2 separate regions of the Homo sapiens genome follow, and region 1 is linked to region 2. Evidence: chromatin loops called from intact Hi-C (ENCODE). Cell type or tissue: ascending aorta. All regions are shown on one strand. Links, peaks and the distances in the headings refer to the core of each region. The heading gives the core; the rest is flanking DNA.

What was found. Peaks named below come from ENCODE experiments on the same cell type or tissue, not always from the same donor. Only the 100,000 strongest peaks of a DNase experiment are listed, where the experiment ranks them.
Region 1: it touches region 2 in a loop (2.0-fold over the local background); 2 of 110 quality-filtered maps call a loop at or near these places.

Annotation. Positions count from the first base shown.
Region 1 is chr5:171,669,911-171,686,179 of GRCh38, reverse strand. No RefSeq gene overlaps it. Among named protein-coding and RNA genes, the nearest start is that of SMIM23, 110 kb to the left of the region's middle. RefSeq lists an enhancer at 5,990-6,489. In ascending aorta, for the core only: no CTCF peak of the experiment used is centred there; a DNase peak (open chromatin) is centred at 9,749.
Region 2 is chr5:171,858,905-171,875,173 of GRCh38, reverse strand. FBXW11 (F-box and WD repeat domain containing 11) reads left to right here. Exons shown (of 14, transcript NM_001378974.1): 10 at 2,184-2,302; 11 at 4,316-4,426; 12 at 5,367-5,445; 13 at 6,378-6,564; 14 at 11,073-13,625. The coding sequence ends at 6,539. Among named protein-coding and RNA genes, the nearest start is that of SMIM23, 81 kb to the right of the region's middle. In ascending aorta, for the core only: no CTCF peak of the experiment used is centred there; no DNase peak of the experiment used is centred there; H3K27ac peaks cover 491 bases.

The DNA of each region.
Region 1 (16,269 bases), core at 5,338-13,337, 190 kb after region 2:
GATTACAGGCGCGTACCACCACGCCCGGCTAATTTTTGTATTTTTTATTAGAAACAGGGTTTCACCATGTTGTTCAGGCTGGTCTTGAACCCCTGACCTCGTGATCCGCCTGCCTCGGCCTCCCAAAGTGCTGTAAGTAGAAGTCTGGAGGCCTTAGGGAAGAGGTGTCCAGGCAGAGGGGAAAGCATGGGCAAAGGCAGGAGGTAGGAAAGTGCTTGGTGGTTTTGAAGGACAGAAAGGAGGCCAGTGTGGCTGGAGTAACATGAGGGAGGAGGAGTGGGGCCGGTGCAGGAGGCAACCTCAGGCCTGTTCTCTCAGCCTCCTCTGAGCTCAGGGCCCTTCTCACTATGGAAGACTTGGGACGTGGAACAAAAAATGAGGCTCTTTTCTGGAAGTATATACTGCCCACTCCCTCTCAATCTTCCTCCCCGTCTAAGAGGTTTCCACTCTGTCAGCGAAACAGATAGGGCCTGTGCAGGAGGAGGGGGAGGCCAAGCCCAGGGGAGAGCTCATTCTCCAGGGCCCAGAAAGACCAAGAGGGTCCCCAGACTTGGCCTTGGAGAAGCCAAGTTCATGAAATGACATCTTTGGGAGAAACCCAGGCAGATGGCAGTGCTGGGGAACAACTGCAAAGGAATGCCTTAACTCCCCCACGGGTGCTGGGCGGCAAGGAGAGGAGGCTCTCCTGACCTCCACTGTGCCTGGGGCGGCAGTCTAGCCCAGCGGTTAACAACCTGAACTCTGGAGCCCTGCTGCCTGGGTTTGAACATCATTTCAGCATATAACAACTGGTGATCTTGGATAACATGACCATCTTTAACCTCCCCTTCCTGAACTACACATAGAGGGGAAAACAGTACATAGGGTCATCATCAGATTAAATGAGTTAATGAATGCCAAGCACCTGGAATAGTGCCTGGCACTTAGTAACAATGTAGTAGGCTTCCGCTAATATTGCTATGATTCTTCTTTTTTTTTTTTTTTTTTTTTTTTTTTTTTGAGATGGAGTCTCACTCTGTTGCCAAGGCTGGAGTGCAGTGGTGTGATCTCTGCTCACTGCAACTTCCGCCTCCTGGGTTCAAGTGGTTCTCCTGTCTCAGCCTCCGGAGTAGCTGGGATTACAGGCGCCCATGACCACGCCTGGCTAATTTTTGTGTTTTTAGTAGATACGGGGTTTCACCATTGTTGGCCAGGCTGGTCTTGATCTCCTGACCTCAGGTGTTCCTCTCGCCTCGACCTCCCAAAGTGCTGGGATTACAGGCATGAGCCACCGTGCCCGACCTGTTATGATTCTTACTAACCACCAGGCCTCAGATGTCTGGAAACTGCCCATCAGCTGTCAGCAGAGAGTAATGTGTATAAAGGCCACCAGCCTCAAAGCCCTTTTTAGAGAAACGTCTACATCATTTTGACGTGTATCCCAGGTGAATCTGGTTTGGTCTACTCAGCAGCTGGTTCCCCAGGGAAAATTCTCTCTGAGACTTTATTGGGTACAGGGACAGGTAGGCATGCCTATTTACCCCTTCCTTCCCTCGAGTGTTTCCACCCAGGGAAGCATAGGTGCCGTAATGGAAATCGGAGGTTTATATTCTCATTAAACGTGATGAGCAACCCGATCCTATTGGTGTACAACCTCGTTTCATCCAGCTATCAAGCTCCGGGCCTTCACAAAATCAAAACATTAAAATAGATAAATAAAAATCTGTTTAAAAGCACTTTTACTATTTGTTTTCCAACAGCAGTTTCTCTCCAATTTAAAATCATATGATTTGAGTGAAATATGACCCGTATGTCTCTGATTCATTTGCTGATTAGCTAATTTACGACTGTAAAAATGGCTTTGAAATGACAAAGTTTCACACAAAATCTCAGCACCATGATTATTTACATTTGGACATCAAATAGCTCTTGTGAAATATTCTGTGAAGTGACTGAGGGGCTTTTTGGATTAAAATTTTGTTTTCTTTTGAATTCACCATGGCTGCTGCTGTTTCTTTTTCTCCTCTTCTTCCTACTTCTTTTCTCCCCCATTTCCTTTCTTTTCTTCTTTTATTTTTTTATTTTTATTTTTTTCATAATAAATACTGAATGTATTTTTATTTTGTAGAATTCAGTAGAACTCGGGTCTTGAAAACCTACTTGACGTTTAGACTCAGCATGGTGAATGAAATTGCTCGTAAACCCACCCAAACAAGCGCATGTTCCCATCGTACCAAACACTGGTTTCCTAGAAAACTGGGTACACTTACCCAGTAGGGCAAACAGGAGGAGGTGGGCTTCAGGGGCTGCCAAGGTGGGAAGGACATTCTGAGCATGTTCAGCTTGGCATGTTCAGGCTGAAATTTAAAAAAGAAAAAGATACCTAAGATTTCAACACTGGGAATCGCGCAGTCTAGGGATGTTTTTTGGGGAGGGTATTTGAAGAGAAAAAAAAAAGCCTAGGGAAATTGGTTGAATGCTTTTAAGAGAAAATGTGTTTGTTCAAAAGTTAAAAGTTAAGGGATCCAAGGTCAAGGGTAGATTTTTGTCTCCGTGTTTATTTTTATCCTGGATTTTTCCCTCTCCCCACATTTGATTCTTTGCCAAGTGCCATGGAATTTTCTCTCCCTGAGCCCTCTCTCTGTGTTCTCCATCTCCCCCAAAGCAGTGTTTCTCTACATCTTCTAGGACCTGAACCATCAAACTCACCTCTTCCCACTGGTCTCCTGTCCCCACCCTCCACTGCACCCCCGGGGGAGCTTTCTAGAGTGGAGATTAGATATGTTCCTCTGATGCTTAAGATTGGTCCACAATAATGGTCTGTGTCTTTGAACACTTCCTCTATGTTGTCTCTCTGCTTATCATGGCTTTGCCTCAGTTTGCCCTCACCTCCATTCTGTGAAGTTGTCCTCCATCCTTCCTGTTTTGCAGATGGGGAAGCTGAGAATCAGATAGACTGAGTCACTCAGAGAGGCAGGGTCAGGCCAGGGGATCCAGTCCAGAGCCTCCGCCCTGAGCCTGAGGTGCTACCTCCCTAGGGTACCTGCAGGAGCAAGTCCAAACGCCTGCGTGGTCCACAGGTTTGAAGACCCTCACTGGGCCCCTCTCTGCCACACCTCACACTCCTCTCCCACACCCACCATAGCCTCCAGCTATGCCAAACTATGAGTTCACACGTCCACAGTCTGTTCTCTCTGGTAGGAAACACCCTCTCCTCGCAGCCCCAGCTCTGCCCAGCATGCTCTGTTCGTTCTCGGGACTAAGCTCCAGGGCTCCTCTTACGGAAGCCTCCCTCACCTGTGGAATGCCACTGTCTTTGCCCACTTGGCATCCTGCTTCCCCTTCTCCCCGTGACAGTGTCCTGATTTGCATGGGGCTGGCTCCCTTCAATTTCAGGACTGAGCAGAGGACCCAGACCTGGCCAATAGTCAATCAATGATTCCATCTTTATGGAGACTACAATGAGTGATTGAGAGAGTGGCATGTGACCTGAGCAAATTCACCAACACTCAAACCTGGGAATTTGGCTGAAATTAAGAGTAAACAGGGGCTCTCCTTTCAGAGGGGTTGCTAACCATGTTGACCTTGGAGGGTGCCTCTGGTGGACAACTTGCCTGTCAGAGAGTGGCGTCATCTTCAAAATAATGTCAGTGTGGCTGAAAGCACAGCTGAAGCAGGGGAGAGACTCCTGTTGACGTTCTTGAGTTCCTGGATAAAGCCATGCTTGAAGCCAGTTGCCCCGAACTTTTCAGAAACATGAGCCAATCAATCTCTGCCCCACCCCTGCCTTTTTCCTTCCTTAAACCAAGTTGAGTTGGAGTCCTGTCACTTGCCATCAGCAGTCATGAAAAACACACCATCCAGGTTCACACCTCCCTGCTCTGTGCCACCTCAGGACCTAGTGTCACTTCTATCATTTCTGGTATTCCCACCTAATTGCAATTTGTTCACTCATGTAACTCCGCTACTGGATCCCAAGCTTCTTGAGAACAAGGACAGTGACTTCTGTATCTCTGTTGTCTCGGTCAGGCTAAGAAGCAGCAAGTTGGTGTTAAAGTCATGGACATTGAAGTCAATCAGACCTGGGTTCAAATCCTGTCTCTGCCTCTTGCTGACTGTGAAGCCTCAGCCAAGTTCCTCACTCTACCTCCTTGAGTCTCAATTTCCTGAACGCTCATTCTAAAGGGGCATTATTAAGAATGAATGAGGTCATTTCCTCTGCCTTAGCTCAGTGCCTGGCTTCTGTGAGGCATTTCATAAGGGGTAACTGTGGTTATTATTACACGTTGGTCCCGTGGAGTCAGTCCTATGAGAATCACAGATCATGGCATGGCAGACCAAGGGTGGGGACGGTTCACACACAAGCATAGCCACAGTTACCCGAAGTGGTAGCAGCGTTGTTCCCAGATACTTGGAGACTCAGGGCTGGGAGGAGTTTAGGAGTGTGGGAGGAAGTGGGCAGCTCCTCTCAGCCCTGCCCCTGAGGCCATGGCAGTTCTCAGGGAGGGAGTGGGCATGGGTGTGTGAGCAGAGAAGGAAAATCCACCCTCCCAAGTTTTCTCCCCATGACCAGCCCCCATGCCCTCACTCCAGACTCAGAGCTGGGGTTCTTTGCTCTGGGGAGAAGTGCATTGTTAGGAGCTCAGGCGTCGGAGTCAGGCAGTCCTGAGTTATGACCTTGGCTCCCCAACTTCCTAGCTGTGTGTCTCTAGGCAAGATACCTACCTTCCCTGAACCTCTCTTTCCTCATATTCAAAATGAGCTTTTTAGAAGAAAAATGAGATCATGTAATTTAAGCTTTTAGACCAGTGCCAACAAATGGGAACTATTATTTTTAAGGATTAAAATAAAATCCATGAGGGATTTCAACTCCCTGCTGCCCTGGCACTGAGCTGGTCATCTGGAGGCAGCAGGGCCTTGGACTCCAGGATGGACACACTCGGCCCTCCCTCCAGGACACTGTGGTGGCTGAGGGTGTGCCCGACGTGGTCTCACTGCCTGCCTTGGAACTCTCACTTACTCTGCAAGTTACACAAATTCCTCATGCCTCAGTTGCCTCACTTATAAAACGGAGATAAAAACAGCTTCTACCTCATTGGGAGTTTTCAGGATTAAATGACCTAATGCATGCAATATACTTAGAACTGTGCCTAACACACGGCAAGTGCTTAATAAACATTAGCTATTAGTCATTTCTAGAGTAATTTAGTGACTGCTCATTGCATTAAGAGACCTCCATCTCAAAAGAAATGAAGGAAAATGTGCTTGTCCTCAGTAAACGTAGAGTCCAAATTGGGGCCATAGTGATAAATAACAATAATGATAGTGATGATAGTTACTGAGTTTTAAAGTGGAAGTGATTGACTTACTTTGATTTGGGGAGGAACAAAAGTCAAGGGAAGGTACCACGAGCTCCTGGAGCCACAGAACATGTGGACCCAGCACTTGGGAGAGTGCCCCCAGTGGGCATGCAGAGGTGGGCCCTCAGGGTACCACCTTCCCAGCCAGCCACAGGGGTGGGGCTGGGCGGGGTGGGGCTGAGGCTCAGTAGTGATTGGTCCAGGGATGGGCACATGACCCACTCAGGTCCCTTTGCTGAGATTTTTTCTTACTGGAGTTGGCGGAAAGAGCTGTCTTTTCCTCTCTTGTCTCAGCGCTGTGAGACCACACACAGGCTGGAGTTGCATGGGCCACGCATCCAGCTTCGTGGGGTGAGCTGACCCGATGGGATGAAGCCAAGATAACACACAGATAACACAGTGAGAGGGAAAGAGGGTGTAGAGAAGAGAGAAGTGGGAAGTGGGCTAGGGAGGGTGAGAGGAGGAAGACAGAGAAGGAGACTGGGAGAAAAAACGGACTCCCAGTTCTTGGGTGCTGTGGCCCCTGCTCCTTTCTGTGGTTCCATGAGCTAATGAATTTGCTGAGCTGCTTGAGGTACCATGTTTCATAGCGTCTAACATGCCATCGATTGTAAGATGCACTATTATTGAAGGTGCCAATTAACTCTCAATGGATCGCAAAGCACAATGTTAAAATGTGGAACTCAGGGCAAAGGGGCTGTCCTTGAAGAGATGAATATGATGGTTCAAACTGGGCATCTGTTTCTCAAAGAAGAAAACTTCCAGTTCATTCATGTGCTCTTCCTCCCCACTCTGGAAACGCCCTGACACAGAAGTCCTGCAGTGTTTTCATCTCTTACAGAAGAGGTCTTTGGAAGGAGAGGGGGACAGCAAAGCCCATTCACCTGTGGAAACAGAGGAGTAAGGTACCGTAATGCTCCTTCTTTTAAGCAGCAAAGTTGCAAGCTCTGGGCTGGGGCAGATAGTAGAGAGTCCTCCAGAAGCACCTCCTATGCACCAGGGACACTTATTCTTCACATCAACCTTTGAGAGAGCTTCGGCTGCCACTGTTTTACAGCAGAGGAAAGCAAGGCCTGCTTCAATTAACCTACCTGACCAAGGTCAGGCAATAAAGGCATCACAGAGCCAGGATTCCAACCCTTCCCAACTGGCGACATCCTTCCCTCTGTGGAACTTGGCTGACTCCTTGCGTTTGGTCCTAATTAGCCCTAAAATTGTCAAACAAGACACACTCCAGTGAGAAGTGAGAGCAAAAGTGTTACAGCTCAACACTGTCTCTCAGTGACTAAAAATAATGTTCACCTGCCGTTGTTCTTAGAAATTCAGGAGAAAAACAAAGGGCCACATTCCCAGCTGCTGATCTCACCCTATGGCCATTCTATTTTCGTCTGAACATCTCCAGGTATGAATAGAGGCTTCAATGTGTTGGGGGGCAGGCCTGGGATCCAGGCCTGGACTATCATTGGCTCAAGGTATAACTATGGGCAGGCCACTTCCCTCCTGTGGGCCTCAGTGCCGCCATCTGTAATATGCCAGGAGCCAGGGCTGGACTAGCTCACTTTTAAGGCTCTTCCAAGTCAAATATGAACTTTAGTTGGTAATTTCGCTTAAGCATTTTATAGCTTGTAAAGATCTCACTTGGTCCTCTGATGAGGCAGTTCTCAACCTATTTTCTGTTGGTACACACATAATGAGGTTGTCGTACCTGGTATTCTCCACAATTCCACTGGCTAGCTGTAGTTTCACAATTTCCATGCCACTTAAGAGAACATATTAGAATGCAAATGAGGAGGGATGACATTGTCATGAGGCTAACCTTGGATATGCTCTAAGTTATATAATTTTAACCCAAATCATTTGAACTATCAGTGCTTTGTTGTAAGCCTATAATTACATTGCCAGGCTTTTCCCAACTGCTTCTGATCCACAAGTTTGTCTAGACACTGGATCAAAGCCACGGCTGTAATGAGCTCAAAAGGAGACAGCACAGGCTTCACATCTGTGTAAGGAGCTATAGTAAATGGCATTTTAATAGCTGGTGTCCAGATTCCTTCTAGGAAAGGAATTGTGTTTTACTGTGAACTTAATTGAGGTAGGGGAGGGTGGGGGCAGTGATCCTGAGGGCCCTGGGAGTCAGGGCTTCCAGGAGGAGAGCTAGGTTGCCCCCACACAATAGAGACAGAAGATGTGGAGTCCCCAGACATAACCCAGGAGGGAAGAGGTAAAGGGGAGAGGAGCCAGACAGTGAATGGAAGGCTGTGCTGTGTTGGATGTCTCCCTGCTCTATGATTCTCAAACATTTAGATACTCCCAAGTCCCTGGTGAGGTGTGTGTGTGTGTGTGTGTGTGTGTGTGTGTGTGTGTGTGTATCCAGTGAATGAGGCCATCAGCCCACATACGTATACTCATAGTGCAGGAACCAAGAAGCATGGCTAATGATGGGACCTCAAACCTCTGCAAATGTGCAGAAGTCTTGGAAGTTCTTGTCTGTTCCAGTCCATGGGATTGGGGGTTTCAGGCCACCCTAGTTAGACCTGAAGTGCTGTCAAAGCCCCATCCAACATCTGGGTTTTCACCCACTTTACAGATGAGGAGCCAAGAGAGTTTGCCAAATTGGACAAAACTGGCTCATTCCTTCCACTGGGCCCTGATTAGGCACTTGTTCTCTGTGGTTCCTGCTCCCAGTTTCTCCTGTTTTAAATTCGAACTTATTCATCAGCTTAGTAAATCCCCTTGATGACCCTAGCTTCTGCCTTTCCCTAACTCTGATTTACTTAGATTTTTTATTTTGAAATAATTTCAGATTTCCAAAAGCATTATTAAGATAGTACTAAGAGTTCCCATATACCCTTTACCCAATTTCCCTAACTTTAACATCTTCCATAACATTTGTCTAAACTAAGAAAACTCATATGATACCATTGACTAAACTACTCACAGACTTTGCCTGAATTTCATCAGCTTTTCCCTAATATCCTCTGTTTCAGAATGCACTCCAGGGCACCATGTTGGATTTAGTTGTTAAACCTCCTTAGTCTCCTCCTATCTGTGCCAGTTCCTCAGTCATTCCTTGTTTTTCATGACTTTGCATACTATGTATGTTGGCTCTCCATGTATGCATTTATCTACTAGTCAAATGGATCCATCAACTCATCCACGAGATGGCCGGCCATGTGTGGGCACTGGGAGCTCAGAAATGGCACTGAGAGCTCAGAAATGAATCAGGTGAGATCCCTGACTTCAAGGATTTAACAGTCAAAGAGACTAGCAAGAAACTAGCATGAAATCAGACTAATAAAAGCTATGACAGAGGAAAGCACAGGGCAGAAGAGCTGACCCCATGAGTACAAATGGAAGGGCTGGAGCCCAGGGCCAAAGCACAGAGCACTTTTGTCAAACTTTGCACTGAGGTAGAGGAATGATCCTCCCTCAAGGAGCCCCTGCAATGATACAGGGATCTTGATTCATAGGGCATCATTGCGGAGTGGGCAGACAAAATTGTCCCACAGCACAGCAGCATGCTTCAACAGAGATGCACATGCTCCATCTGTGACAGAAAAGGTATTGTAGTTGAATTGTGCCTGCTCCCCAAAATATGTTGAAGGCTTAACCCCTGGTACCTGTGAATGTGATCTGATTTGGAAACAGGGTAATAAAATTAAGATGAAGTAATACTGAATTAGGATGGGCCCTGATTCAATGACAGGTGTCCTTATAAGATGAGAGAAATTTGGACCCAGACACGCAGGGAAAATGCCAGTGACCACGGGGGCAGAGATTGAAGTGACGCATCAACAAGCCAAGGAGCGCCAAGGATCGAGGGCAACCACCAGAAGCTGGAAGGAGTAAGAGGGGATCCTTCCCTAGAGTCTTCAGAGAGGGCATGGCCCTGTCGATCCTTTGACTTAAGACTTCCCGCTTCCAGAACTGTGAGAGAATAGATTTTTGTTGTTCCAGGCCACTCTGTTTACAGTAATTAGCTATGGTAGCACTAAGAAACTAATACAGTAGCTTCTAGAATGGCTTCCAGTGGCCCCCACATCTTGGTATCCATGGCCGTGTATAATCCCCTCCCACTGAGCACTGCTGGGGAAGAAAATGTAGTGAAAGTGATGAATGTCACTTTCAAGATTAGGCTATAAAAGACAGTGACTTCTGGAGTTCTCATTCTCTCTTTGCCTCTCTCTCTTCTCTCTCTCTTTCAGAGGCCTCCTCTCTCTCTCTCTCTCTCTCTCTCTCTCTGTCTGTCTCTGGGTCTTCTTCCTGGCTTGCTCTGATGAAGCAAGTTACCACACTGTGAACTGCCCTATGGAGAGAACCACGTGATAAAGAACTGCGGTGGCTGCAGTCACCAGCTAGTGATTTGCTGAGACTCTCCGTCTGGTGCCCATGAGGAACTGAATCCTGCCAACACCACATCAGTGAGCTTGGAAGCTGACTCTTCCCCAGCGAATCCTTTAGATGACTGAAGCCTTGGCCAACACCTTGATTACCACCTTGTAGAGATGTTGAGCCAGAGAATCCTGTTAAGCAATACCCAGATTCTTGACCTGCAGTAACTGTGAGATAATAAACGTTGTTCTAAGCCACTCAGTTTTGGGGTAATTTGCTATGCAGCAATAGATAACCAATATAGCATATAACAGAAACAGATGGAATTAACAATAGCTGATTGTAGCCAGGTAGAAACATAGGTCCATTGTTTACAAGTCTGTAGATTTTTCAAGGAAGGCTGACTGGAAATCTAATTTTTAATGCAAAATTTCCAATTAGAGCAATATTTCTCAATCAAGGGAGATTTTGCACCCCAAGGGACATGTGGCAATATCTAGATACTTTTTTATTGTCATGTCTGGAGGGCACTCCTGGCTTCTAGAGGCCAGAGATGCTGCTAAACATCCTGTATGAGAAAAACATGTGGCCCAAAATGTCAATATAATGTACAAGACAGCCCCCTCCTCCCAGTATCTGGCTCAAAATGTCAATAATGCGACTTTGAGAAACCTTGAATAGAAAAACACTGTTTGAACTACACAAACAAGTCTGTTGATTACATTTGGTGGGAGTTTCCAGGTTGCAATCCCTATTGTAATGCTTTTTTATCTTATTTCATGGTGTGACTGGTTTCTGATACAGTCAGACCTCACAGGGAAGGAAATGGCTTTATTCTTTGTCACTATTTCCATTTAAACCTGCTCTGTTCCATCTCCCTCCCCTGCCTCTAGATGATATCTTGGGTTTCCCAATCGCTTTCAGGCATTAGAACATATCATTATCAGCTATTAAAAACTCAGCCACATCTAATATTAAAACTGATTTTCTCATCCAATTGAAAAGTTCTTTCCTCTCCTCAGTCTAGCCTCACCTGAAAATTCTTCAGATCAGCCCTTAAGAAGAGAGATGTATCAATCAGAGTTCAATGAGGAAGACAGAAATCATGCCAGGTATTTCCAACAAAGGGGGCTGAATACAGGAAATTGATTAAATGGGTGTTAGAAGATGGAGGAGCAAAAAGGGGGAAGGCACAGCAACAGAGATCAATAACTGCAGGAAGCAGCTGCCACCCCTAGGGCCATGGAGTGGGGAGAGAGAAGGTGTTGTTATTAAATTCTACAAGCTTGGAAGAATTTTTGTCATCTTCAGAGCTGGGGCCACTGGGGAGGAGCTGGTGCTCAGAAGCTAGGGGCTTGGAAGAGATGCAACCACCTGCAGAGACACTGCCAGAAGAAGGAAAGAGAGAGATAGAGAGAGAACAAACAATGGTTTGTTCACTCCTCTGTCCCCTCCTCCTACCTTCTGATCTCGTACTAGGGCCTCTTATTGACAGAATCTGAAAGGAAGTCAACTCAGAAAGCATCTTTTAATGCTAAGAATTTTAGCTTATAGACTCCCAGACCCCATTTTGCAGGGCGAACGCTAGAAGGTAGGTATGGAGCCAAGAGACAATGGTAGATATCACGTGAGCATGTCTGTTCTTTCATGACCCCATGGCCCTTGCCCCTCCATACCTCCTCCACTCCCTATGTTTGTTGTGGCTCCTTCAGCGCTGGGTTGCAACGGGAGAAGCAGTAAAGAGCCCCACAGGCCGAATGCCCTGTAATGTCTGAAGTCCGCTAAGCACATGTTCCAGCCTACTTTGGTGTTGGGCAATAGAGGATTGGTTCTCCATACTCTGGTCAGCCATTGAGCAAATGCTGCATCTCTCTTTTATAGCTTCTTCAGGGACCTCCTGATGGGGACCTTGAAACTCCCATTTTTTCTCTTAAGAGACAGTCCCTGGCTGGCAACATACAATGTCCCCAGCTCCTACGCTTTTGTGATATGCACCCCACAGAGACCTCCTGCTGGGGTCCTTTTGCCCTGGAAGGCCTTTCTTTTAGGAGAGGTCCTTTCCAGAAGGCTCTAGCCTAGCTAGTCTCATGGCGTTCACTTAGCCCATGGGAAAAGTCAACGTTTCTTTGCCCCACGAAACTCTGGATGGGCAAGTTACTCCCACAGCAGCACCCACTCTTTCATTAGTCCTCACAGGCAAACTAACCAGGCTTTTGCCTTTAGACATCTCCAGGTGAGAGTCAGGAACCATGTCTAGGTAACTCCAGGAAAATCAGTCAAGTTTCATCAAAGATTCTTCTATCAACTTAACCCTGACAGCACTACTGGATAAACCTACAGCAAAACCCCTGAAAAAAAGCAAATAGTACAGGCATAATTATTTCATATAACAAACTCCCAGGTTGGCTCAGAGGCTTAGTAAGTTTGGATTGGTGTCTCTATGAGTCTCTTTGGCCTTACCCTCATGGTGACAAGATGGTTGCAGCAGCTCCAGGAATCACATCTTCATCCACAAAGTCCAAAGTGAAAAGGAAAGGGGGTTGTGGGAGGAAAGGCCACTTTCCATCTCCCTCTGTCTTTTATCTCTCCCAAAAGGCCCTAGCAAATCTTCCCTAACATCTTGGTGGCCAGAAGTAGATCACACATTCAGTCCTAGACCAATGACTGACAAGGGGGAATGGAAAGACAAAGACTAGCTTAGAACAATCACGAGTCAACCTTTGAGGCCAGAATGAAATTGGGATACGTTTTCTAAGGAAGAAGGGGAAATGGCTGTTGGGTAGAGAACCAGCAGCATCTGCCACAGACATTTCGTTTCTTCAGAAGTTTTGCACTATGTAAATACTGCCCTAAATATTCCTTTGCATGGCCAGAGCAGTTATTTGCATCTCAGTACCCCTGTGAGCTGCAGGCTCCCTGCTCCTAGGCCAGTCATCACAGCCCTCTGTTTTGGCAGATCACCTGGAGTGTGTGAGTTGCTGGCCAGGGTTCAAATTTTCTGGCTGTGTGCCCAGGGACAGACTATTATCAGCTGATACAGACAACCTGATTACTTCCATATTTCCCCTTTCCTACTTTTGTTTTGGTTTGGTTTATCCTTTGAAAATTTCTTGAGTGCTTGTCTAGTCTAGTCAAAGCATTCTAGTCAATCCCAATCTCAGAGTGTGCAAAACCCAACATTAACAATTTAGAAAGAAACCTGAAATCAACTAACAGAATCTATTTTTCTATTAGCCACTTCTCTGGAAATGTTGCAGTGTGCAGTTTTGATTAGTGACTGGATTAAGAAATCCCACTGCCACCCACCAAGGGCTTCATCAGAAACTACATTTAATGAACCCCAATGATTAGATTCCCAATACGGGAATTTGTTGGTCAAATTGCAGAATAATTACTGGGCACTGTTACTTAGGGTAGGTATTGTTAGCTGTTGTAATAGACAATCTCCAAATCAGTGGCTTCACCCAACAGAAGTTTGTATCTTATCACATAGTCTAATCAGGGTTTCTTGGCCAAGCAGACTTCCAAGTAGGGATTCAGTGACCCAGGCTCCTTCCATCTTGTTGTTCCTCCCTCTTCCATAGTCCTAAATCCTCTCTAATCAACCAATAGATGGAGAAGAGGATATGGAATTACGCATGGGAGGCCTTGCAGGGTGACCCCTGGAAGTACACCCATCACTTGTCCCCACTCTCCAGTGGCCAGAGTACTCACTCACATCGCCATACCAACACAGGAGAGGCCAGGAAGGCTGACCCAGCTGTGCACCCAGGAGGAAAGCCCTCTCTGTCAAAGCAGGTGCCAGGCGCTTTATAGACATTATCTTGTAAGGTAGGTGTTAAAATTCCCATTTTAAGATGAGAAAGCCGAGGCTCAGATAGGTGAAACGTCCTGCCCAAGGTGACACAGCTCATATGTGTCAGAGGGAGAATATCTCCTATCGTTTTCTGCAATTGACTTTTTACTTTTACCTTTCATGTTTAGATGTTTAGTCCCCTTGGAGTCCACCTTTGTACATACTTTAACATAGGGATCTAGTTTTAGTTTTCTCTAGTTTTCCCCAAACCATATACTAGACAACTTTTTTTCATAACACTTGATGTTATGACTTTTTTTTCCAAAAGGGTCAAACCAATTTACCTTTCTACTACCATGTATGCATATGCCTGTTTCACTTCGCCTTCTTTAACAGCTAACATTATTATTTAAAAAGTCAGTGCTATTTGATGGTAGAAAAGTGGTAACTTATTTCTTTGGTTGCTAATGAGATTGCCTTCTCTCATTTTCTCCCCCAAATATATTCTTCCTTTGTGAATTATCTACTTGAATTCCTTATTCATTTATCTAGTAGGGTCTGAATAACTTTCTTATGGCTTCACATACATATATACATACAGATAGTAAAAGCTCTTTATCTAATAAAGATATGATGCCTTTGCCTGTCATTTTTGCTGCATGCATTTTCCTGTCTTTTCTATGTACAGATGTGCTGAATATTCCTGCTGCCAATTCTGTCCATCTCTTCCTTTGTGATCTTTTCTGATGCTTGTAGATTTAACCAGACCTTCCCAGAGGTCTGATAAATATTCATGTCTTTTCCCCTCTGTGGTTTGATTTTTTAAAACATTCAGTTCTTTAGTGCACCTGGAATGCATTTCAGTGCATAGTATGGCATGGAAGGGTCTAACTGCAGGTTTATAAGTTGCAAGAAGTCATTTACACCCCCTTCTACCCCATCCTGAGCTGCTTTTTCTTCTCCAGGCCCCAAAGAAGCAAAGATATTATAAGTGACAAAAAGTATAAGGCTGTGATCATTTTCCCCCAATTGAAGAGATTATTATTGTTGTTGTGCAGAATAGAACATTTACCATGTAGTAGAGTTCTCTTTGTTTTGCACAAATTGTGTCACTGAAATTAGCCATCAGACATCCTCATGGGATAGAAATCATTACCCCTATTTTACAGAGAAGGAAAACTAAGGCTTAAGTGACTTGCTCAAGGTCACACACTGGGGTGATTATTATTTTTTTTCTTTGCGCACCTCACTTTCTTTGCTTATTCATGACCTTGCCTTCTAGCTATTAACTTAAACCATGCTTGTTTTCTTGAAATTAAGGTAGAATGACATTAGATGAATTCACTTTTTTTAAAGCAACTTTGAAATGTTCAAGAGCCCCCAAAGTAGAAAAAGATACTGAAGAGGGTCCAGAAACTCCCAAAAGAGGTTGACACCATCCCATTGTGATATTTTCTGATGCTTCTAGATTTAAACAGATCTCGTCAACAGTCGTATAAACATTCTAGTCTTTTCCCCTTGTCACCTTGGTAATTACCATTGTCACCTTGGTAAACAAGAAGTTTACATGAACTGACTTTTAGGGGAATTAGCTCCAGGTTCCAGAGTCAGGAGCTCATGTGAATCTAAATACATGGGTGATTGCTAGTGATTTGGGTCAGAAGGGGGATTCTCATTTATTTGCCTTCCTGTTTTAGGAAGATTTTCATTTCTGTGAACTTGGAAGACTACCCAGTGAAGGGAAAAAGAAAAGACTGAGCAGAAAGGAGGTGGGAAAATGTGAGTAAACACTGACTCCCCACCGAGAGACCTGCTGGCATGGTACAGTGCCTCTTTGCACCTCAGTGTCCTGTAAAATGGGACTACTGACTGACCCCTGCTTTGCAGAACGAGCCATGGTGAGGATCACCTAAAACAGAACCCAGGCACGCCAGGCACCTGACCCGGTTAAGAGCCATCTCTGCATTCTGTTAGGCACTTCCCACATTGGTACTATGAGGAAAGCCCACCACGAGGATTTGGTGACGTGCCGAGATTGGCCAAGGTGCATATTTAGAAGCAGACTAGAAAAAGCTCCTAAATTAGGAAGGAAAGAGGATGCTAGAGAGGGAAGAAGGAAGACAATCTATTTTGTACCCAAAGGCCCATGTTGGTGTTCTACTCCCCTTCTATAGGTGAGGGAAGAATGAAGGCTGAGGGAAGTGCAGAAGTGAGCTCAGGTTCACAGAGGATTCAGTTCCCGGTCTCTGGGCTACACAGCCTGGGAGGGAGGGGTCTCAGGAAATAAAGGCGGGGGTACATGTAACATGATGACTTGGTCAGGAGTGAAGCACCATCAGGTGGTAAACCCCACAAGGACCCAGGTATCTTGACTCTTAGTAAGGTCACTTGGAGACCTTATGGTTTTCCAAGCCAGAAGAGTGACCAGCTCCGTGAAAGGTTGGGTATAGGAAGTGACCACGCGGCTCAGATCATAGTGCCATGTCCGGGAAATAAATGTGCCTTCTAGGCCAGCAAGGCCCTGATTACACGGCCTTGGCTCAATTAATAGGATAAGCAATAGGTACTTTTAGCTTGGCAAAGTGGTCAAAAACAGGTTGCAAGAATAGTCTGGGCCAAGCCATTCCTCCATAAACTACAAAAGAACCCTAATTTCACAGTTCCTTAGCTTTAAACCAATTTAAGTATATTAAACCCTTCAGCATCTATCATCATGGTAGCTGGGTGGCGGGGGTGGGGGTGGGTACAAGTACAAAGACCAGAGTGAGGATAGAGCAATGTGTGAGAAAAACCTGGATTCTG
Region 2 (16,269 bases), core at 5,343-13,342:
AAGTGTTGGGATTACAGGCATGAGCCACCACACCCAGCCAGTACTTTGTTGCTTCCAGTGGCTGAATAAAATTTCATTGTTCATCTGTTTATTAGTTGATGGACATTTTAGTTGTTTCTATTTTTTTGACTATTACAAATGATGCTGTTATAAATATTAGTGTAGAAGTTTTCATGTTTTTAATTTTCTTAGGATGGTAACTCTGTGTTTAGCTTTTTTTTCCTTTTGAAGACAGGGTCTCACTCTGTCACCCAGGCTGGAGTGCAGTAACACAGTCATGGTTCGCTTCAGCCTTGACCTCCTGGGCTCAAGCAGTCCCCCAGCTCAGGGACTCCTGAGGCTCCCACCTAAGCCTCCCGGAGTAGCTGGGAGTACAGGCACTACCAGGCCCGGCCCTTTTTTTTTTTTTTTTTTTTTTTTTGTAGAGACCAGGTCTCACTTTGTCACCCAGGCTTGTGTTTAGCATTTTGAGGAACTGCCAAACTGTTTTCCAAAGGCGCTGTACCATTTTACAATCCTGCCAGTGGTATATGAGGGTTTCAGCTTGCTCAGAAGAACCTCCTTTTCATAACCAGCACTGGATAGCACTCTTATACCTAGCCCCACAAATCACGAAGTGTGTAGCATCAGGCTTTGCATTGGATAGCTGGGAAGCTAAACAACTAGGATTTATATGCGGCAACTTACTCCCACAGTCACACCAATTGGTATGAGACCAGTGCCTGGAAGTTGAGAGGGTTTGAGCTTTATTACAAAATAGCTGTTTCATAATATCAGCATGGAGGATTTCTCCATATCCTTGCCAACACTTCCTATTATTTGTCTCTTTTATTATATCTGCCCTAGTGATTGTGCAGTGGTACTCTGTGGTTTTGCTTTGCATTCCCTTGTTACTGATGATGCTAAACAACTTGTTGTATGCTTATTGGCCATTTGTGTACCTTCTCTGGAGAAATGTCTATTTAAATCTTTTGCCCACTTTAAAAATTGGTAATTTGCCTTTTTATTATTGAGTTATAAGTTCTTTATATATTCTGGGCACAAGTCCCTTATCAGATACATGATTTGCAAATATTTTCTCCCTTTCTGTGAGTTGTCTTTTCACTTTTTTGATGGTGTCCTTTGATGCACAAATGATTTTAATTTTGATGATGTTCAATTTATCAAGACTTGTATAGTTTCAGTGCTTATGTGTAGGTCCTTGATCCATTTTGAGTTAAATTTTTGTTTAAGGTATGAGGTAGGGGTCCAGTGCCATTCTTTTACTTGTGGAGATCTATTTATCTATCCCATTCAGCTACAAATGCAGCTGGTAAGATAATTCAGGGCACTCTGGTTGCTGTGTGTCTCCTTATTTGTCTAATAATATGTTTAGCTGTCTATGAACATCTAAGTCAGATACCACAAAAGAGGGGATTATTTATTCTGCATACATACAATTAGAAGTAATGTGTCAAAACAAATGGAGCTGTTCCAGAAAATATGCTGGAAAAGAGGATGATATGAAAGGTGAGACTTTTTGTTTGTTTTTTGAGACAAAGTCTTGCTTTGTCACCCAGGCTGGAGTGCAGTGGCACAGACACAGCTCACTGCAGCCTCAACCTGCTGGGCTCAAATGATCCTTTCACCTCAGCTCCCTGAGTAGCTGGGACCACAGGTGCATGCTGCCATGCCCAGCTAATTTTATTTTTTGTAGAGATGGGGTTTCACTATTTTGCCCAGGCTGGTCTCGAACTCTTTAGCTCAAGCAATTCTCCTGTCTCAGCCTCCCAAAGTGCTAGGATTAGGTGTGAGCTACCGTACCCAGCTGGAAGCTTTTTTATTACATTAGCTCCATGGGGTTTGAAATGTCAGCTGGTGTAAAAACATAAAATCTGGCCCAAACTCTTTCCTCCAGGTAAATGAGCGTTTGAACCATTCAGGAGATGTTCTCTTTGTAAAGATCTCAAAGACTGGAGACTTCACTTCCCTCCGTGTTTCATTCCAGTGTTATTACTCAGCAGCCAAGAAAATTTTATGCTGTCTAGTCTGCCCCCCAGCCTCCCAACTTTGAGTTAGAGGACACCGTATTTTATAATCACATATTTGGGTCATTATCAGAAGCTCTGTCTTTTTAAGAAAGGTATATTGTGAGAGGACTTTCCTGTGTTCATTCTTTAAAATACTGTTAATTTGTTATACAGGTCTGGAGCACGAGCACCTGTGAATTTGTTCGTACTCTCAATGGGCACAAGCGGGGCATTGCCTGTCTCCAGTACAGGGATCGCCTGGTTGTTAGTGGATCATCAGATAATACCATTAGGTGGGTAGAAGTTGGTGTGCTGACAGAGCAGGCTGATTTTTGCCACATTGTTGACTCATCTCCTAGTTCTAATGCTCAAAACAACTCAGGGTAAATGGGATGTTTCAGATAAGAAAGCTTTAGGTAACTTTTAGAAATGTATTTGGGCTCTGTATACTCAAGTGGGAAAACCGTGTGTGCCCTGGGTGTTCTTCCAAGATTCCCCCAGTACACAAAGTTTTTTAACCTCAGCTCCACCTGGGATCACTTAATACCAGAGCACTTCAGAACAGGCTAGGGTGCTGCAGTGCAGCCCAGCTCGCTCCAATTTCCCTCACCTGTGAGCTCCCACCTCCCTACCTAACACATGGGAGTGTACTTTATTTTCCTCTCCCAAGACTGCATCTGTTCCTGCCAGGTCATTTACCTCTCTTTTTCCTTCCCAGCACTCGGCCTCCCTGCTTTCTAATAAATCTGACTAACCTTAGACATTTTGTATCTTACTAAGAACATCCCTTCAATATCTACTTCATTATCCCATGCCATTTCCCCACTGTCTCAACACACTCTAGTGGCATTACATAAGTGACTAAACTTAACTTTGGTTTATAATCAAATTGACTAATGTTTGGTCAAAATAAAGATAGGATTCAAGATTATTAAAAAAAGTTTTTTGTTTTTTAAAGGCAGGCAAGCAAACACATGCTAGTAGCTTTACATAAGTGACTAAACTTTGGCGTTTATAATTGCCTAATGTTTGGTCAAAATAAAGATTGGGTTTAAGATTATTAAAACTTTTTTTTAAGGCAAGCAAATAACAAAAAAGCTATTTAAGTTTGCTTTATCACTTTAGGCTTCAAGATACCATAAATTTAGTTTAGAGCTTAAATCTTGATTCTCTTATATTCATCATGCTTTGTGGTATTGCTTAATGTTTCATCAATAAACAGTTCTTAACTTCCTCATTGGAATTGTCAAGGTTTTACAAGATAGTAATGTGTATTACTCTCCAGCTTATAGAAGGGAACTACTTTGGAGTCATAGTGGCAGTACTGAATGGCTTTGATCACAGATTAGAGATGCTATCATCACGGGTACTAAGAAGATTTGCTAAGGGCAGCTGTAATAAAATACATTCTTTGGATGTATCATAGGAATTACTGGTAGAGAGGCTAAGAAAAAGTTATAGAATTAATTTGCTCACTTTATTTTGTACATGCTAACTAGCTATGATTTTTTTCTACAAATACTGTAGAAAATCAGTCATAATAGGAAAAAAGATCTCTAACTCCAGAATTGTTACATAAATCATATGCAGAGAAAAAGACTTGGTGTTGTCAATGGGTTTATATTTCCACCAGAACACTGCGTGTACCTAGTAAGTCTCCCACTCTGACTTTGTAAACCGTCAATCCCAGTATTCAGCATATAGTATCAAGGAAGGGGTATCCCCAAGCCTCATCAAGAGACAGCCACCTCCCCTGCTGGTCCGCCAGTTCTAACCTCAGTGGTCCTTATGGACTCCACTGTGCTAGAAGTGCCTGGGGCGGAAGCTTAACCCCCTGGCTGTACGTGATATCTCCTTTCCCACCTTGTCTCATCTGTGCTCTTTCTCCTTTACTGCCTACAATCCCTGTCTCCCCAGAAGAGTCTTTCCTACACCATTTGTCTACATGGTTTTTATCAACTCAGACATCAAGAGAATGCCTAAGGATTAAATAGAATTGAAGTTTCTTGTTTGTTGATTTTATTTAAATAGTAATACAGACGCATGATTAAAAACAGTTTCAAATCATATAAAAGGAAATAGAATAAAAAGTAAGGCTTCTTCCTAGGTTAGTGCTTGGAAACACACAGATGGTATAAATGTACACATACAGCTTTATATGTGTGGTGTGTACTGGAAGTGAGATAGAAATAAAGAGCTCCAAGATAGTGAAAAATTGTATCTGTATGGAACAGATATAAAAAACTTACGGATAGTGTGAATCGTGTGTGGGAATTTGTTTCACAGAGGTCTGTTTTTCATTCAAGGCTCTGGGATATTGAATGTGGTGCCTGTTTAAGAGTCCTAGAGGGACATGAAGAATTGGTCCGATGCATCCGGTTTGATAACAAGAGGATTGTCAGTGGGGCCTATGATGGGTATGTCTTTCAGATTTTCAGATGTACTGCTATAACTGTATCAAGAAGAAAGAGAAATGTTATATATTAAGCAACTCTGTATGTACCAGGTCCTATGGTAGGTTTCTGTGTAATGGTGGATGGCAGGTATTATTATACCTGTTGTTTAGGTGAGGACACTCAGGCCCAGAAAGAAGAACTAAATCTTACCCCAAATCACACAGAGGGAGAGTCACTGTGGTTCCTAAACTTAGCTTTGAATCATCGCTGTCAACTCCAGCAATAGCTTAGGTTTCAATAGTTGATGTGGGGGTATTGACTTCTTTGCTTTATCCCTAAATTAAGCCAGGCTCTTTGTGTGTGTGTGTGTGTGTGTGTGTTCGTTCAACAATAAGTTTCTTCTTTTCCCTTTTTTTCCCTTTTTGGTAAATTGAACAAACCCTCTTTAAAACACCTCACTACATTTTAAATGAGCAAATGGCAACTGTAAATCTTTCCAGATGACCTTATATATACTTCCCAAATGGGTTAGTTGGTCTGTTTGTACTCCTATTACTAACTTCCAGCATTTGCTTAATTTGGAGAAAGGTATCCTTGGAATTTCACACAGAGCCCTAGCTTCTGTCAGCAGCACCTACTCAGCCCTAGAGAGTCCCCTGATGAATGAATTTGGTGACATAGGTTATCAAGTCCGGAACTGAATTTAGATAACCTGAAGTTGTTTTCTTATCTCCCTTAAAATAATATTTCTTTAAAATTTCAGCAATTCTGAGAATGTGTAGGTTCTTAATTTTTCCAAAATCAAGTGTAATTGGTTCAGATGATTTGTAAAAACATAAGCATGTTCCCCATTAGCTTTTATAAATAGGCAGTTCAGATGCACTACTTTTTTTCAAGGAAATGTTTGACAGCATATAAATTGTTCACTTTTCCACTAATCACATCTCATTTTCCTTTCTAGGAAAATTAAAGTTTGGGACTTGCAAGCTGCTCTTGACCCTCGAGCCCCAGCAAGCACATTGTGTTTGCGCACATTGGTGGTATGTGATCTCTTGAGACGGGAATTGGTTCCCTGTGCTGGAGGATGACCATTTGCAGATAGTCCTGTCTAGGTGTATCACAGGAACGCTTGTGTGTCTCACAAGATGCCTTCAGAGAATTTCAGTCTTCATTTTGTTTAGCCAAAACCAGAGAATATTTGATGTTTACATTACTGTGAGCACTTTCCTAAGGGGAGACATAATGCAGCTTAAGATATGAAGGCAGGCTTCCTGATTTGTAGGTGGACTGGTTTCCTCATAGGGCAAGCAATATTTCCTTCTTGTAGGTTTGGAAGATTTCTTAATATGGCTATTTGTGGTTATGTTTTAATAACAGCACATTTTTATACTATATATAAATTTTTATACCATTTATAAGTACTGTTATATTTTTGAAGAGATAGTCATTTGGAAATATTGGTAGATTTAAAAAAGATTTTAGTAGTTTTATTTCTGTTTCTTCACTTCTTGCATTTACTAGAAGATGCAGAACTGTCTTCTTGATTTTAATGGGAACTCTTATATTATTATTTCACCATGAATTTTGATGCTGGCAGCAATTTGAGGTAGATCCTGGTCATGTTAAAACAAACTGTCTTTCTGGTTCTAGGTTTTCCAGTGGATTTTTAGAGTGTATCAAGAATGGGTATTATGTATTGTTGTTTACTTTTATAAGGCCCTTTTTGAGATGATCTTTGAAATATTGGTAGACTAGAGTCTAAGATACAAAGTTTAATGAAAGAAAAGGCCTAGCAGGAAAAGAAAGAAGAACATTTGTTCTTGGGATGAAGGACACAGTTCAGTGAGCTCTGTACAGTCGTTTAGGAAGTCTGTTTAAGTGGCTGCATTTTCATCTTCTGCCCAGTTTCTCATTGTGAGATATCAGGGGCTGTAAAGATCTCATTTTATTCATGAAGTTTTGTATTTCATAGGAACATTCTGGACGTGTGTTTCGGCTCCAGTTTGATGAGTTTCAGATCATCAGCAGCTCCCATGATGACACTATTTTGATTTGGGATTTCTTAAATGTGCCTCCCAGTGCCCAGAATGAGACCCGTTCTCCCTCCAGAACATACACTTACATCTCTAGATAACAGTCTGCACTTTCACCCGTTTCAGGTGAGTACTATCCTCTCCCCTTCCAATTTTGCTGATTGAATTCACCTTCCCTTTGGGGAAATTTTGTGATTTGGGTTCCTTGGTGATGTGTGAACCAAGGTCTCTCTTAGACGTGTCAACTTTTGCAGAGTTCAAGTGTAAGGCTGGATCTTTATAGTCACATCCATACAAGGCTTGAGTTGGAATCCTGCCTATTGTGTGGGTTTTCATCTTGGCAGATGATGAACATGGTTCCTGTTTTTAAAAACTGTTCCTAAATGATTTCTTAGGTCATAATCAATTTAACACCAGTAAAATGTCTTGAATTTTATTTTGGGGTACAAGAATCTTCTTTTTCTCTTTCTTTCCTGTCCTTCAGTTCTTTTATTAAAAAAAAAAAAAAAATCACCATCTGACAAAACATTCAAAATCCCTCTCTTCCCCACTACCACAATCCACCCACCACCATCCTTTCCTCAAGGATGAATCAGAGAAGAGTATCTGTTGAGAGACCCCTAAAACCTATTCTGCTTCCATGAAACACAACAGATACACTGAGAAGCAAAGTCCTTTCCTCTGGTTACAGGAACACTGAAAGTCATTATAACCATTGATGACAGAATGTTTTGATTATTACTAAGCGTGTTCAGTCTGGAAGATGAGAAGTCTTACTTGGCTGTGTCCTAGGAACTGATGACTTAGGAACAGTATTGACAACTCTGTGTTCTGCTGAGGGCCAGTGAATTCTATACACATTAAACTTTGTAGATTGAATAAATGTTTACATATAAACATACTACTATGGATATATGTATATAAAGACTGTTGTGATTAATAAAATTTGTATTTATTTAAAATCGTTACTTAATTCTTAGTGGTCTTTTATCATTACATATTTTCCTGTTCATTGAATTTCAAAAGTATAAGAAAGTCCATGTGCAGAATTAGGAATTTTTTTGATGGAGAGATTGAGAACTCTTGGTACCTATTCACTAAGTTACCATCTTTTCAGATACTCTTTCATCAAGATTCCAAGATCCAATAAATAGAACTCCACCAGGAAGTTTGTCTTACCTAGAGGTCAAGAAACTATATAACCAGGGGCCAAAATTAACTCACTACCCGTTTTTTTTTTTTTTAATTAGTCTCTGCTTATCCATTAAGTTTTTTTTTTTCCTGTCTCCACAGGCTAAGAATAGTTTTTACATTTTTAAATGCTTAAAAAAATTAAAAGAATTTTTTTCATGACATGCAGTAATTAAATGAAATTTAAATTGCAGTGTTCATAAATAAACATTTGTGCTACACAGCCATGCTCATTCCTTTATGTATTGTCTGTGGCTGTTTTTGTGCTTCAGTGGCAGAGCTTAGTAGTTGCAACAGAGACCTTATGGCCTACAACATCTGAAATATTTACCATATGGCCCTTTCAGAAAAAGTTGGCTGACTTCTGGTCTTGCCCCTGCTCCATCTATTAGCGGTAAACCAAGGGTCTACATCAGGAATGGCAAATAAGTGTTTTCTTCATGCCAACTCAGTTTGGTCAGTAGTGACTGGTGGGTGTGTTGCCTTTGGAAGGATTCTGGGACCCCACGTGGACCCCAAAGGACTGGTTGTGGTTGGTTATGTCTGCCTTGCAGGAGTGACCTGTAAGCCACTTACCTATTTGCTATTATGGGTCTCGAGTGTGTTCAGACTGTTCCTGATCATAATCTTCTGCCCTGCTGCTTTCTTTCTGGATAGATGCTTCATAAGTCAGTTGAAAAATCCACGTGGCAGAATTACTGTAATTATTGAATGGAGCTTTAAAATAGGAATTACAGAGGAAGGAGACAAGGATCTCTTGAGTGATTGCTCCTCCCCCTGACCTCCCCTCCCAATAAGCCTAAGAAAATATAGGGAAGGAGGAATGGACCCAAGTAAAAACTGCTTAAAGAGGCATATGGCAAAATTCAAGACATCCATATTATGGTTTTCTTTTTCTGGTGTATTACAATAGATGAACTGACAACATCTATATATTACCTAAAAGTGCCCTGAACAAGATTCCTTTGGTTGAGAGATGAAGCAGTGATCACCAATGCTGTTTCTTATTGGCTGTGGTAGAAAGGAAACTTGTGTTACTTCCTCCAGGCCCTCCCTCCTACCTACCTTTTTTGGAAACCTCAGAACAACTGCCTAGTTGTGATCAATTATAAGTCAATGGAAAAATCTTATCTGCTTAAGCTGGAGGTTCCCTGTATCCCAGCACAAGCAGTGAGACCACAAATGTGTTTGTCTCTTCAATTTTATTACTTTTAACAACCTTGGCAGTCAACTTTATAGATTTTACTGCTCTTTTCTAATTTTTTTTTTTTTTTCCCTTTGAGACAATGTCTTGCTCTGTCACCCAGGCTGGAGTGCAGTGGTGCAATTTTGGCTCACTGCAACCTCCGCCTCCCAGGCTCGGGTGATCCTCTTGCCTCAGCCTTGCAAGTAGCTGGGGCTACAGGCATGTGCCATCACACCCAGCTGATTTTTGTATTTTTAATGGAGATGGGGTTTCACCATGTTGGCCAGGCTGGTCTCGAACTCCTGACCTCAATTGATCTGCCCGCCTCAGACTCCTGAAGTGCTGGGAATAAAGGAGTGAGCCACCGCGTGCGGCCCCAAATGCTTTTCATTTATTGTAACATGAAAAAAATTATAGCCATGTGATACCATAAGATTTATGCATAATAAGAAACACTACCCTAATGATGATTTAACCTTGCAGTAAAATACTCACCCGTAAAATATCAGGTGAGAGTCTCTCCATGTCAGCAAATGCAGCAGTAGATCTATCTGCGGAGTCGTTTTTAAAAAAATTAGTAACATCTAAGAGCTGTATGTTGTATTATATATTCAGTAGCTCAAAATTTATTGTTTTTTCTTACTACAAGACAATATAAGATCGTTATTAGGAAATTTGAAAAAGTAGATAAGCCAAAAGAAGAAAGTAAACTCCTGCTCGTGGTTTACCACTAACTCCTTTTTATAGATCCTTTCAGGCTTTTTAAAATGACGCTTTATAACTGTACATTTTCAAATGTGTTTTTCTTCTTTATTGTGAAATGCTTGCATGTTAGTAATGTATTTGTCCAAATTATTCCTAATTGCCAAATTATATTAGATTGTTTGGATATGCTCTGTTGTTACATATTTATCCTCCCCAACCCCCAGTTTTTAGTGATTATAAAAAACAATGCTATGATCATTCTTTTAACCTAATATTTGTCCAACCCTTTATCATCTTTGGAGGGATTCTGGAAATGTCTGGAGGGTCTGGGTTAAAAGGTATCACGTTTGAAGACTTTTTTTTTTTTTTTAATTATACTTTAAGTTCTAGGGTACATGTGCGTATGTAGGTCATTTTGCCCTCCAGAAGAGTTCAGTCAGTTTATGCTCCCCTCAGCAGCATTTGAGAGTGTCCACTTCTGGTCCTGGGGCATTAATGTTTTTGAAATAATTCAGGTTCCCTTAAATATCCTTAATGGGAAAACAGTAGCAAATGAAATTGAATCTTAAATTCATTGAGAAGACTTAAGATTCTTGATCTTTGTGTAAATTGACAACTTTCTGGGAAAATCACCTTTTAAAAAAAGCATTCAAGCTTTAAAAAGTCTCTCTTGCTTTTTTTTTTTTTTTTGCCACCTAAGGTGACTTTAGACTTTCTGGCCAGTGGTTTAGTGCATCACTTATTGTGACAGTATCTGAGTGGGTTTTGACTTTATTTTGATTTAGAATAGAAAATGTCAGCCTGCATTGTATGTAAAAATGATAAATATTGTGAATATCAGTATTCTCATGAATATTGTTTTTTTGTGTGTGTGTGTACATATTTACATACATGATGAATGTAGAAATTGTGATTAAAATGTGTTTCAGACTCAAAGCCATAGTCAAAAAATTATGGAACATTCAGTGGCCTTTCCCCCATACTGTTGTTGTTTTACCAATGATTTACTTATTAAAAAGGAAGTAATTTCTGATTACTAGCATTCTATTTTAGAAAGGCTAATTTTTGCATATTTTTGTTTCCTTGTGATCGATGAGGGCTCTCGTGAGGATGTGAGACTGGCCTCTTGTAGGTTCTGAATGTCATAAAAGATTATGCTAAATATAAAATCGAATGTGAAGCATCTTTTGTTATATGTGTACTTTTTCAGAGCAGTACTGAGAGAGTGATAGGTTATAGGGTCAGCCCTCTCCTTGAATCCCCTCTCTGTCACTTGTTGACTCTTTGAACCAAACACTTAGCCTTTCTGAGCCTTAGTTCTCTTATTTGTGAAGCAGGTGTCATAATAGTTTCTTCCTCACAGGATTGTTGTGAGGTTGAAATAAATGTGATACCTGGTATGTAGTACACTCAGAACAACTTACAGCTTCTGCTGTTAATGCTAATAAGTTTTGCATGTAGCTGTGTGCAGGGGGTGGAGTGGAGTGTGTGTATTCTCATCTAAACGGAATGTTCACCCACACTCCCTTTGCTTCTGTTTTTCTTTCCTCAGGGTTTTCTAGTCTTGAACTACTGGCTACGTGGCTACCAAATGCCTAAGGGAGTTCGTTCACAGCTGAGTTATGAAGCTGGAATTGGTTCTAGACGCTGGGTAGATGCAAAGCAGCCTAACTCTTCAAGTACCGACATTTCTCACCTCTGATTCCGGCTCTCCTTTGAGAAGGAGACCTTAGCTTCCCCGGCTTCAAGTAGAACAGAAGCCCGTTTCCTTCCCTCATCAGTGAAAAAATCTAATGTTTCAAATGTAAATTGTTCATAGAAAAGGAACATAGAATCTGTTTTACAGAAGTAAATCGACCGTCAAGAGAAGACTTGGCCTCTAATTTATATTGCTTTGCACTTTGGTTTGATATTAAGAAACAGCATTCTTCTTCAGTGAAATTTTGGGTGCCAAACACCTACCCAGAATGTCCAGGGCTTTCATTTTCAAAAGTTAGCATTCTCCTTTTGACCGTCCAAGTCATTATGAATTCTGACTTGTTGTATTAGGAACATGTTGGACAGTGGAAAATTTTCTCTGGATTGTTTTAGTAATATTTTTGGGATTATACTTCCTTTCTGTACCAATTTCTTTTAATTTAAAGAACTATAAGTCAGTTATATTATCTACCAACAGGTAATATAGCTCTTTCTTTTATTAACTGTTCTCTGTCCCCCAACCATCTCCTGATATTTGGTAGAGTAACACCTTTATACGTGTGCTTGCCTCCTAATTTAAAATACTGTATTCGCATGTAGATATAATGTACATAACAGTTTAACCTCAAAGTTGCTGGAGTCAGGGCCCCCTGTGCTTGAGACACTAATACAGAGTGTGTTCGCACTTAGCCATGGGCTGGGCTCAAGAACCTGATACCTGGGTTGATGTGGATTACCTAGAACCCTTCCTGCAGTATTCATACAGTGTTTTTATTTTGTTGTTGTCATTGCGTGTGTGTGGTTTGTGTGTGTTTTTAATGAGAATCTTGTTTTAAAATGTAATTTCTAAGGTTTAACACCAAAATGTTTTATTTGTTGTGGAGTATATATTATACAATAGAGAGGTACCTTAAACATTTTTTGTTCTTATTCTTTTTCTCATAAGTACTCCTGAGTACAAGTGGTCACCTCCCATAGTATTCATTTGGCTTCGCTGTCAAAAATCATTATTCTGTGCAGTCGTGGCCCTGGGAAGGGGAAATAAGAAGGCCCTGTTGACGGGCTGTCTTGGCTCTGGAATTCATGCATCCTGGCCTTGCCAAGGTTCTGGCAGGGCCTGCTGGTGTGTTGGAGCCTGCAGGGCAGGTCAGGCTGGTTCAGAGGCCCATGCTGAGGGGTGGGTGCTCTGAAGTGGAGTGAAGCCTCAAGCCCATGAATGCCACCCCAGTCATCTCTGGTGTCAGCTGCTGCTGTGGCCCCAGCAGGTTCTCAAAGCTCCCAAGTCCTCCCTACGACACAGCCCAAATGTGTAAATGGCACTGTTGCCCTGACAGTGCATGGAAAGGACGTTGGCATCCAATTGGCACTCCTTCTCCCTTATTCAATATTAGGTTTGATTTGCCCTTCGCCATTGTTTCCAAAGATCAAGGAATGTCAATAACATTTTAAAGGACCAATAAACAGCCTCCTATAAAGTAAACCTCTTCCCGTGGAAGCACACTCTACTACTAAAGGGAAGGCCCTGGGCTCTGATTTGTCCTTTGCATTGAGAACGGTGTGGGGATCAGTGTGTGTGTATGTGATTTGTTTATTGAGTTGGCTTTGCTTTTTTAGTTTTTCTTTTAAAAATAAAATCCTTCCTTCCCATGTTACTAAATTAATTTATGTTTTTGAGAGGTTGAGTCTCAAAGTGTAAACAATAAACCTCCATTCATAAGGTGGATGTTGTAAGCTTGATGGTGGTTGTGAAAGTGATTTAGCTTTGACCACTTTTCATCCTACAGCTTCAATATCAAACTGGTTAGGAAAGCCCAGGGGGAAGGGAGGGGGCAGGGGAGGAGGCAATTCTGAATGAATGAATGGATTTTTTGTTGTTTTTGCATGTTTAATATAGAAGTTCCCCTCGTTCCTTGGGAGATGATGGCCTTTGAATATGCAGACAACCTTTGAATTGTGCCTACTAAATTATAGCAGGGGACTTTGGCACCCAAGGAGTTCTGACTTTCTGGGATTATAATAGTAATTCCCAGCCATACTCTGGACTTTATTTTGCTAACCATAACTGAGCAAATGTAAATTACTGCTATATTAATGTTTTAAAGCACTGGGATAGTCTAATTCTAACTTGTAATTAATTATGTTTGCCAATTATCTGTTTGAAATAAATTTGTGTCTGAACAGCTATTGAAACTGTTAAATTGTACAGATATTATTCATGACAGCTTTGTACTGTGGAATGTGCTTAATAAAAAACAAAAAAGTTTGACTTTTGTCCAGTAAATTGCTAAGTAATGTCAATAAATCGAGTATGGGTATTATGCAGTGCACCTAATCTGGCTTCATGCAATTGTTACTTCAGCTACTGATTCAAAGCCAATACTCTTAATAAAGTGTTGCAATACTCTGACGTTCTGTTAAGAAATTTTTCAAAGAAACTGTTAAGTGCTGTTAGGAATTCAGTGACATACAATTAAAATTTATAGATCTTTAGAATCATCTGTTCTGTAAAATGAGTTTGAAGGCAAACTGGTTTTGGCGTGTGAGAATGTTGTAGTAGATGATATGATTCCTTGTCTTGGGCTTTTGCCGAAAGCTAGCTTGAACTTCAGGAGTTAGCTGAGGGCTAGCTAAGAACTCTTGCCCTGCAAATCTGCTTCCCACACATAATTAATTGCTTCACAAGTTACTGTCAACATGAAAATGGCCTCTGAGACATCCCAAGTGGCTTTCAGGTGTGAGTGGATCCTCCCCTTCTTGAAGAAGGGCCATGGAGGTGTGAGGGGCAGTTTCGCAGCCCTCTCCACCATAGCATCAGAAATGAATAGTTTTGTGTGTGCAAGTGTGTCACTGGTAGAGTATTGAAGCAGAAAAAGTCGAGTTAGTATCTGTAGGATTCTACTCAGAAATTCTATTCAGTAGGACTGAGTAGAAGCTGAGTTTTTTTGATAGCTAGGCTAAACTTCCCCCATTAGTCAACCCAGTTGGTAATGCGGACTTTTTGCATGAGATTAGAGTATTTCTATGTAATTGTTCCCACCCGTTTTTCTTGTAGAAAACGTTTTTCAAATGTGTCATGCATGTGGTTAAGAGAACCAATTTACAAATCACAAAAAGATAAGAGTAAAAAGTAATTTTTCCTCTCCCCCTTAACCCCCAGTCCCTCAAATGATGGTTAACCAGTTTCTTTCATGTCCTTCAATAGATACCCTCTTTTCTATACACAGCTTGCTCTTCCAGCCGGTGAAGACTCTGGGAGCTTGTCTTGTAGTGCTAAGATATTGGGGCTCCTGCTGGCTTGTTGCACAGAGCTGAATCCAACACTTTGTAGGCACTCAGTCAGCATCTGTGGGATGACTGAGTATATGGCCATCTCAAGGTGTTTACCTGCCCACAGATAGGACGACGGACCCCATACACCAAATGCACTAATTCAGTAATTTAAAAATTATATTGGTTAGGTGTAGCCATGTGAAAGATTTGTAGGGCAGGTCATAAGTAACTTTTTCTTAGTGCGTGCCAGGTAAACTGGAAAGTAGAATCCTATAAATGAGATTGTACATTATTTTCAGCTTTGTGGTCATCTGCTTATCCTTTCTCTAGGAATTGTTTGATTTTATTGCTCAGAGTATGTGAGTTATTACTGGACTGGCCTGGGAGAACCTGGAAATTACAAGGCCAAAGACTTGAGTGGGGACAGATTTAGGAACAGCTTAAACTTGATGTTCTGGTGAGATCTCAGTGTGTACAACTTAAGCTGTCTCTACCCTTCACCACCACCTTCAGATCCAGTGGACTTTGCCATTTCTCGCAGGCTGTGTTTGTACTTCCAAATACCACCAACGCAGGGGATTGGGAAGGATTATTTTTTTAAGCATCTAGCTCTGTTGCCCAGGTTGGAGTGCAGTGGTGCAGTCATAGCTCACTGCAGCCTCGAACTCTAGGACTCAAGGGATCCTCCTGCCTCAGCCTCCCAAATTGCCGAGATTACAGGCTTGAGCCATCACGCCCAGTGGGAGGGATGTTCTTAGAACACCATTGAGACCATCCTGTGGGGGCCACTTCTCTACCGAATGGCAGAGAGGAAAGAGCCTGGGCTTTGGGGCCCAGAGATCTAGCTCAGGATTGGAGCCCTGCCACCTAATTGGCAGCAGGTCCCACGGGCAAGGGCATTTATTATCCTGAACCCAAACTCCTCAGCTGGGGAGCAGAGACAGTGTTTTAAGATTACTATGGGGATGAAATGACATCTCTAAAGTGCCTAGCACAGTGCCTTGCAGCTTCAACTTAGACATTTAAACAAAGGGAACAGAATGCTCAGAGGGGAGGAAGGGACAGGAGTTAGTGGAATCTGGGGTGTCGTGCTGTCAAATAAACGTGCTCAGGCAAACCTGAAGCCTGTCTGGACCTCTTGAGGGGAAATACAGGAGCTGACCCTGAGGACTGGTCCCAATGAGGACTTGAGTTTGTAATCAGGGCCTGGTTTGTTCAGTGGGTGGAAGAAAGGGAGATGGGCCAGTGAATAGGTTTATACTGAGTTATATTTGTTAGTTTTATTATTACAAATAATTATAAAGGTAGTCAACCTATCATATCCCCAGCTAGTATTTCTGGGAAGAGAATGAGGTCTAAACATGTCACTGTCCTCAGTGAATTGTATTGTCTCCAGAGGGGACGGGAAAATTTCATGCCTTCAGGGTGTGTATAGGTGGTGGGTGATGGTGGGGAAGAGGTTGGATCATGCCAGCTACAGCAAGAATGAAGATAAGTGAGTGAATAAAAAATAAAGATTCGTGGGTGCCAGGCTGCTGGTGAGGGCTTTGTGTACTCTCATCCTTCCAGTAGCCCTGCATGGTTTATGTTCTTACCGTTTTATGGTTGAAGATACTGAGGCTTGGATCTGTCTTTGGGAGCGGCTGAACTTAGTGTTGATTCTGGTCTGCCTTGGGGGCCACAGCTGGCCTCTTAGCGCGCTGCCCTAGCATCTCCCTCTTCATGCTCCGTGGGCCCCTGGATGCCCGCAGAGTCTCTCTGAAGAGCCAGGCTCAGACTGT